Linked DNA regions of Homo sapiens: region 2 is linked to region 1. The links are chromatin loops, found by intact Hi-C in ENCODE. Cell type or tissue: CD4-positive, alpha-beta T cell. All regions are shown on one strand. Region 1 holds the start of SGSM3 (small G protein signaling modulator 3). Region 2 overlaps MRTFA (myocardin related transcription factor A).

What was found. Hi-C counts contacts between places; a loop is a spot of excess contacts. Peaks named below come from ENCODE experiments on the same cell type or tissue, not always from the same donor. Only the 100,000 strongest peaks of a DNase experiment are listed, where the experiment ranks them.
Region 2: a loop joins it to region 1, with 2.3 times the contacts of the local background. A loop is called at or near these places in 7 of 110 quality-filtered maps.

Annotation. Positions count from the first base shown.
Region 1 is chr22:40,367,985-40,371,984 of GRCh38, reverse strand. ADSL (adenylosuccinate lyase) reads right to left here. Exons shown (of 13, transcript NM_000026.4): 13 at 2,618-4,000. It overlaps SGSM3 (small G protein signaling modulator 3), which reads right to left and starts at 1,391. Exons shown (of 22, transcript NM_015705.6): 1 at 1,297-1,391. RefSeq lists silencers at 1,006-1,175, 1,236-1,345 and an enhancer at 1,496-1,705. In CD4-positive, alpha-beta T cell, a CTCF peak has its summit at 1,514; DNase peaks (open chromatin) are centred at 974 and 1,384; H3K4me3 peaks cover 1,555 bases.
Region 2 is chr22:40,477,721-40,481,720 of GRCh38, reverse strand. All of the region lies in intron 3 of MRTFA (myocardin related transcription factor A), which reads left to right. Among named protein-coding and RNA genes, the nearest start is that of MRTFA-AS1, 42 kb to the left of the region's middle. In CD4-positive, alpha-beta T cell, CTCF peaks have their summits at 1,983 and 2,182; no DNase peak of the experiment used is centred here.

The sequences.
Region 1 (4,000 bases):
CTCACGCCTGTAATCCCAGCACTTTGGGAGGCCCGAGACGGGCGGATCACCTGTGGTCAGGAGTTCGAGACCAGCCTGGCCAACATGGCGAAAAACCCCGTCTCTATTAAAAATACACAAATTAGCCGGGCGTGGTGGCGGGCGCCTGTAATCCCAGCTACTCGGTAGGCTGAGGCAGGAGAATCACTTGAATCCGGGAGGCGGAGCTTGCAGTGAGCCGAGATCATGTCATTGCACTCCAGCCCGGGCAAGAGCGAAACTCCCGTCTTAAAAAAAAAATAGAAAAGAAAAGAAAAGAAGAATTACAAATTAATCACCAAGAACAGAAATAGTGTAAAAACAAAGATGTAATTCAACTGTTTAGAGTGCAGAGATAATTGGAACTAAAAGAGCAAGAAAAGCGGGAAACATATGTACCTATAAACCTAATCACAAACCTGTCACAAAAACTACGAGTAAACGAGTCGAAGTTGAAAATGAGTTTTTGTGAATCAGAGTCTGATTTGACTTGAATTTACTAAGAAAGAATAAGAAAGGTGTAGAACATTCCAGGACATCTCTATCCCACCGCAAAACAAAAAAGAGCCATCAACCCACCACAAACGTGCAGCGTGAGACTGGAAGATACACTAGTCACCCAGTCACTGAAAACAACCTTTGAAACATCTTTATTTTTCTTTCCAAATAAAAAAGAGCCTAGGTCAGTAAACTAAGTATGAGAATAATTTTCAAAATTCCAGTCCTAACCACACCGGATGATTCTGGCTAACGTATGCCTCAGTTTCCCCCGTGCTAAAATGCAAACACACCGGTGTTCCGAGTCTCGGGCCTGGATCCGAGCCCGGGTTCTGCACCTGGATCTGAATCTTAAAGGGAAAACCGCAAGTTAAACCTGAGGAGGAGTCTGCAGCTGTCCCGGTGCCAGAGCCAGCCAGGCTCTTTTTAGAAAGCCCCCCGCCTCAGGCGCGGTTTTCGTAAAACCGCTCCCGGCTGCCAGCGCGGTGGATTCCGGCTGGCGCCCCGAACACCTGAGGTGGCCTCGGCCGTCTAGGGGCGGCCGCACCGGAGGACGCAGCCGACCTCCCCGCCCCGCCGCGTCCCCGGCCCCCATTCCAACGGCGACGCGAGCAAGGTCGGCCCGGCGGCTCTCCGGCCCGAGGCGGTGCTTCTCTCGTGGGCGCCTTCGGCCCATACGACCCTCGGTCGGACAGTCCGACCACAGCCGCCCCGCAGCCCCCGCCTGAGGGGAACTTGTAGGCGCCGGTGGGTCTCCGCTGACTCCCGCCCCGCACTCACCTGCCCCACGGGCCACCTCAGCGCCAATCCGGGTCGGGTTAGCAGCTTCCCCACTCGCACCCAGTCAGCGCTCAGCGGCGCCTAAGCGCACGCGTGGCGGGGCGTGGCATGGGCGGCCGCGGGTCATGCTGGGGGCTGTAGTCGTTCCCGCCCACTAGGCGGGGCGCGTCCAGGGGCTTTGCGCCCCCATCCCAAGGCCAGCATGCATAGCGATGATTTCTTCGTCTGCACCGCAGCCTGAGAAGCTTGGGACAGTATGGTGTGGACCAGCAGTCAGGGTGGTGGGAGATAGACGCTGCAAATAACTTGCTAATTTTTTTTTTTTTTTTTTTTTGAGATGGAGTCTCGCTCTGTCACCCAGGCTGAAGTGCAGTGGCGTGATCTCGGCTCACTGCAACCTCCACCTCCCAGGTTCAATCAGTTCTCTGCCTCAGCCTCCCGAGTAGCTGGGATTACAGGCGCCCGCCACCACGCCCAGCTAATTTTTTTGTATTTTTAGTACAGTATTTTTAGTAGAGACGGGGTTTCACCATGTTGGCCAGGCTGGTCTCGAACTCCTGACCTCAGATGATCTGCCCGCTTCAGCCTCCCAAAGTGCTGGGATTACAGGCGTGAGCCACCGCGCCAGGCCGGAAAACGAAATTTTCTGAGTACCTTCTGTGTCAGATTCTATGCTGTGCAATTCCCATCTCACCAACCCTCACATCCACCTAGGCTTCATATCACCTTTCTAGGGACTCCTAACCCTCGTGCTTCCACTAAAGCTGTGTTTACAAACATCAGGCTCTCCTGGTTCTTAAATGAAACTGAGCATCAGCCAGGGAAAGAGGGCATTAAGTGTCCAGGTGTCTGACTTCAGCTGAGCAGACATTTCATCAGTTGCCCCAAGTTCTGCCCAGAACCTGACATCTGGGTAGTTCTGATGCTGGAGTCCGTGTGAATTTAAACCAATCTTAAAGAAAATACAACAGCCTGGGTTAACAGAGTGAGACCCTGTCTCTACAAAAAACAACAAAAAATGAACCACGTGTGGTTGTGTGTGCCATAGTCCCAGCTACTCAAGAGGCTGAGGTGAGAGGATCGCTTGAGCCCAGGAAATCAAGGCTGCAGTGAACTGTGGTCATGCCACTGCACTCCAGCTTGGGCGACAGAGCAAGATCTTGTCTATATATATATATAAAAGATAGATATATGAATGTATATTATATATAATATATATGAATGTATATTATATATAATATATATGAATGTATATTTTATATATATACATAAATGTACATTTAATATATATATGTTTTCCAGTGAACACGCAGACCACCCATCAAATTAAAATGTTACATGGGAAAATCAGATTACAAAGTTGCATACAAGTATGTAAATACAAAAATAAAGGAGAATGGAAAAGGAAAGAAGACAAGAGATGCACCAACAAATCCACCCATTCAAATAGTCCAGGAAGAAACCAGGTCAAATCGCCAATCACTGGAGATCATTAGTCTAACAGAATTGTTAGGACAGGAACAAGACTGTTATTTCCTTATTTTCTATGAGGAAATGTATTAACTAAAATCCATGGTATCCTATATCCCCAGTATCTGTTATGTAATATAAATTCTCACATTACAGATAAACTGATAGTAGTTGCTGCCTCCAAGTTGCCCATAGCAGAGAAGGAAGTAGACAGAATATCTGGTCAGAGTCCCATGACTTAATTTCCTTGTGTCAGACTTAGTATCCTTTCAAGATTTTTTCTGTTTTGTTTTTTCAGATGGAGTCTCGCTCCGTTGCCCAGGCTGGAGTACAGTGGCATGATCTTGGCTCACTGCAACTTCTGCCTCCCAGGTTCAAGCAATTCTCCTGTCTCAGCCTCCCAAGTAGCTGGGACTATAGGCGCCTGCCACCACGCCCGGTTGATTGTATTTTTAGTAGAGACGGAGTTTCACCTTGTCGGTCAAGCTGGTCTCGAACTCCTGACCTCAGGTGATCCACCTGCCTCGGCCTCCCAAAGTGTTGGGATTACAGGCGTGAGCCACCACCGCACCCGGCCCTTTTCAAGATTTTTTAGAGATGAACAGAGTAACTCTTTCTGGAAGTTGAGCAAATGGCTCTATGCTATCCCTGCTTGCTTGCTATACTAGCCTATGTTCAGAATTTGGTTTTCAGAATTGTCTTCTATTGTTTTTCCAAAAGGATAAGCTCTTCTCTTAGGTTGGCTTTAAGTGACAAGGGCTCGCTGTCACCCAGCCTGGACTAAACTCTTGGGCTCAAGTGACCCTATCGCCTCAGCTTCCCAAGTAGCTGGGACTGTAAATGCGCATCATCGCAACCTGATTTCCTGGCTACTTTTAAATAAAACTGGAACCGATTCAGCCTCCTCTCCCTCACAACATTCCTAACGAGGCAGTCTTCCAGCTTCTGCCTGACCTGGGGGATTGAGTGTAGGTTGCTAATCTCAGTGGTTCCAATGTCTGGCCCCAAGCCAGTCTCAGTAATGGGTATTGAGCTCAGTGTGTCTCTTGGGGCAACACACAATCAAGTCACTCTTCCTGCACCTGGCAATATTTGAAGTGCCGAGGAGTTTTCTTCTGTATAGGATAAAGAGCCCTAACATTCCTCCACCACAAGATCTTTTTGGAGGTTGGCTCTCCAGTTCATCTCTATTCCTCAGACTGGGTATCCAAAATTGAATGTAATGCCAAGAGTG
Region 2 (4,000 bases), 110 kb before region 1:
TTTGCACTTGCAATTTCTTATGTCTGGAATACTCTCCAGATCATTTTTATGGTTTGTCATATTATTTAGGTTTCTGTCCAAGAGTCATCGGTCTCTTCAAAAGGGCCTTCTCTGTGTACCCTATCTAAAATTATCACCACCCCTGTCACTCTCTGTTCTCTTGTTCCACTATATTTTTCTTCACATAATGTACTCCCTGAAATTATAATACGTACACCTTATTTATTATGTTTTCCCTGCTAGAGCATATGTTCTATGAGGGCAGGGACCTCATCTGTCCATGTTGTTGTTTTATTGCCTATAAATATTGACCTTATCTGTTCATGTTGTTTTATCACCTGTAAGTATCACCTATACATATTAGTTCAATAAATGAATGAACGAGCCAACTGACAATCTTCCTAGTGCCCGAAAAGAACCTGTGGCCGAATGCAGGAAGGAAGTTGTACCAGGAAGCAAATGCTCTCTGCTTTTGTGGAGTGGATGTTCCCACACTGAGAGCCAGATAGGCAGTAGTCCTGTGACGTCCTCTTACATCCTTTTAGACTTCTTCCTGTCTCTCTGTCTGGGAAGAGCCCCTTTGACCTTTATTTAGTATTTGTTGTTATTTTTTGAGACAGGGTCTCACCCTGTTGCCCAGGCTAGACTGCAGTGGCATAATCATGGCTCACTGCAGCCTCAACCCCTCAGCTTCCGGAGCAGCTAGGACTACAGGCAAGGACTACTACACCTGGCTAATTTTTTTAAAAAATTATTTTTTGTAGAAACGGGGGTCTCCCTGTGTTGCTCAGAAAAGTCTTGAACTCTGGCCGGGCATGTTGGCTCATGCCTGTAATCCCAGATACTCGGGAGGCTGAGGAAGGAGAATCGCTTGAACCCGGGAGGCGGAGGTTGCAGTGAGCGGAGATCGCGCCACTGCACTCCAGCCTGGTGACAGAGCAAGATTCTGTCTCAAAAAAAAAAAAAAAAAAAAAAAAGTCTTGAACTCCTGGGCGTGATCCTCCCACCTTGGCCTCCCAAAGTGCAGGGATTACAGGTGCGAACCATCATGCCCAGCCTGAATAACCTTTAGATGTGACCACCGTTATCCTGTTAAAATCTCGATTCCTTTTGGAATTAGAACATAAGCATTGTTTTCAGTCTCCAGAGTTCTACTGTGTCATATACTCTACATGTTCCATACTATTCACTGAAATCACCTGGATTTTCCCCTAGTTAGTAAGTATGTAGATCACTTTTTTCCATCCATATCAGCATGTCATGCTGATAACACTATCAATATAGTGTCATTTTAAAACAGAGGAGTGGGGGTGCAGTGTTTCATCATGACTGTAATCCCAGGAATTTGGGAGGCCAAGGTAGGAGGATAACTGGAGGCCAGGAATTCAAGGCCAGCCTGGGCAACAATGCAGGACCCCATCTTGACAAAACATAAAAAAAAAAAAATAAACATACAGAGAACTGGTGTGTTTTATGAGAAAAGAGAGGTGATTGAAGATTCAGGCTATACATTCAGACAGAGCTGGGTTCCAATTTCTGCTCTACCTTTTACTTTATGACCTTGAGCAAGTTGCTTAATCGGTCTAAACCTCAATTTCCTCATCTACAAAATGGTATGACAGTTGTATCGTCTGCATAGCTTTGTTGTGAGAAATAAGATGATGCATGCATGTTTACACCATTTTATAAGTTATTACACAATATAGAGACCTTTCACTTGCATATTTTAATAACTTAAGTTAGATTTTCATAAGCTTATTCTTTGAAAGTTACCTGGTTAGATGTGTAAGTTGCCCAGGTTTACCAGCCCAGGAACCTACTTCATTAATCAAGAGCCTTCATCCTTGACAGTATTCAGATTAAATAGAAGATATCTATTATATTTTGGTATTATAAGAGTATTCCTTATCAGAAATGTTTGAGACTACAGGTGTTTTGCATTTTGGATTTCTTTCAGATTTTGGAATATTTGCATTATATATTTGCTGGTTGAACATCCATATCTGAAATCTGACATGCTCCATTGAGCATTTCCTTTGAGCACCATGTTGATTTACAGGAATCATTTATAGGAATTGATAATTTCTTTCTCTCCAAGAGATGGCAGCATTTCAGTTTGAAAAACCTGACATTTGTTGTGTTTCATAATTGATTCATCAATTTTTCTAAAGCTAGGGCAAATCCATGTTTTTTATTTTATTTTATTTTTTTAGGAGCAGAGGTTTAATAGGCAGAAGAAAGGGAAAGGAAAACAGCTCTCTCTCGTGAGAAAGAGGGGACTTGCGAGAGGAAAGGCCGGCCAGCAGCAGCGGATGCCCCAGATTTTATAGTTGGGTGTGAGGAGGTGGTGTCTGATTTACATAGGGCTCACAGATTGATTTGATCAGGTGTGATGTTTACATAGTGAGTGGGGAAGGCTGGTTGCCCCACCCTAATCTTATTATGCAAATGCATTCTCCCCTTAGCTGGCGCCATCTTGTCTGCTCCTTACTGTATATGTGGCTGGCAGAGAAGGGAAGGTGGAGGCTTCATTTTGAACATGATTAGTTCCAGGTAGTTCTTTCCTGCTGGCATTCACCTGTGCAAGCGCTCAGCTTGCTTATCTATTTCAGCAGCTCAACTTTACAGGCTGCTCTTTGTTAGAAAATGATTTGGGGCTGCTTTTCATTAAAAAGGAAAACCTTACTGAGGACTTCCATACCCTCCCTATCTGCCTAAGTAATTTCTTAACTCCTGTATCATTCACTCCTCTGGAATGGTAATGCTAACTGCTGTTAGGGGGTGTTGGACAACTCTTTCTGGCTCCTTCCTGCTGAAAAGGGGCATTGTGTGTGGAACAGCAGCTAGGGCTCCTCCTGGGGTCAATCTAAGGGTCTTCAGATGAAAGGTGTGTCCATGTGTGGTTCGGTGTACAGCACCATTTGGAGTTTGATTGCTGTCGGAGCCATTCCGATGGGTTGTAACACTGGTTTGCCTCCACCAGATGTTGCATGTTGTAACAATGAATGTTGTACCTTGGTATCCCAGACGAGGTCCCCAGTATGAAGTGGCTGTGTTGTCTGGGGTAAATACTTGAGATTCGTCGTCTCACGCCAAGAAAATTTAGGACATGGACACGTACGAGGAGTTTAGGAGTGGAGGTTTCATAGGCAAAAGAAAGAGAAGGAAAGAGAAAGGAAAACAGTTTGCTCTCTAGTGAGAGAGAGGGGACTTCCAAGAGGAAAAGGCCCTCCGTGGGTTTTGAAAATAAACTTTATTTGGAATGATTTTAGACTTAGAAGAAAGTTACAAAGATAGTACGGAGAGTTCCTGTGTATCCTTGATCCAGTTGCCCCTAATGTTAGCATCTTACATAACTATGGTACATTTGTCAAAACTGAGAGATGAACATTAGTACATTACTGTTAAGTAAACTCCAAACTTCATTTGGATTTCATTCGTTTTCCCACTAATGTCGTTTTTCAGTTCCCAGATCCAATCTAGGATACCACATTGCATTTAATCATAAGATTTGTAGATGGTTGGTCAATAGACTCCCAAGGAGAATTTACTTTCCTTTCTTCACCTCCACTTCCTCCTTTTTATCTTAACTTTGGATCTGAATCTCAAGAATTTCAGCAGCTCGTTTCTCTGGCAAAAGATAAATGGACCTTTCTGGATCCTTTAACAACTATTTTGGTATTGATAGCTTAGAATTTCAGGAGCATGCTTTTTTTGAACACTCAACTGTATATTTGATTTTAATAATGAATGGGTACTGATTCTTCTGCCTCTCTCTGAAGCTTGCTCTTTATAATTACCAGAGCCTGCTTCACTGACTACATGTTCCTAAACTGCCTTCCAAAGAAAAATAGTTCCCTTTCTTTTTGTTTCCCCTTTCCTTTTTCATTCCTTTCCCTCCTCTCCTTCCCCTTTCCTTTACCCTTCCTTTCATCTCTCCGCATCCCCCACCCCCAACCCCCACCAAGAACAACTTGGGATGTGATTTAAATAAGCGTGG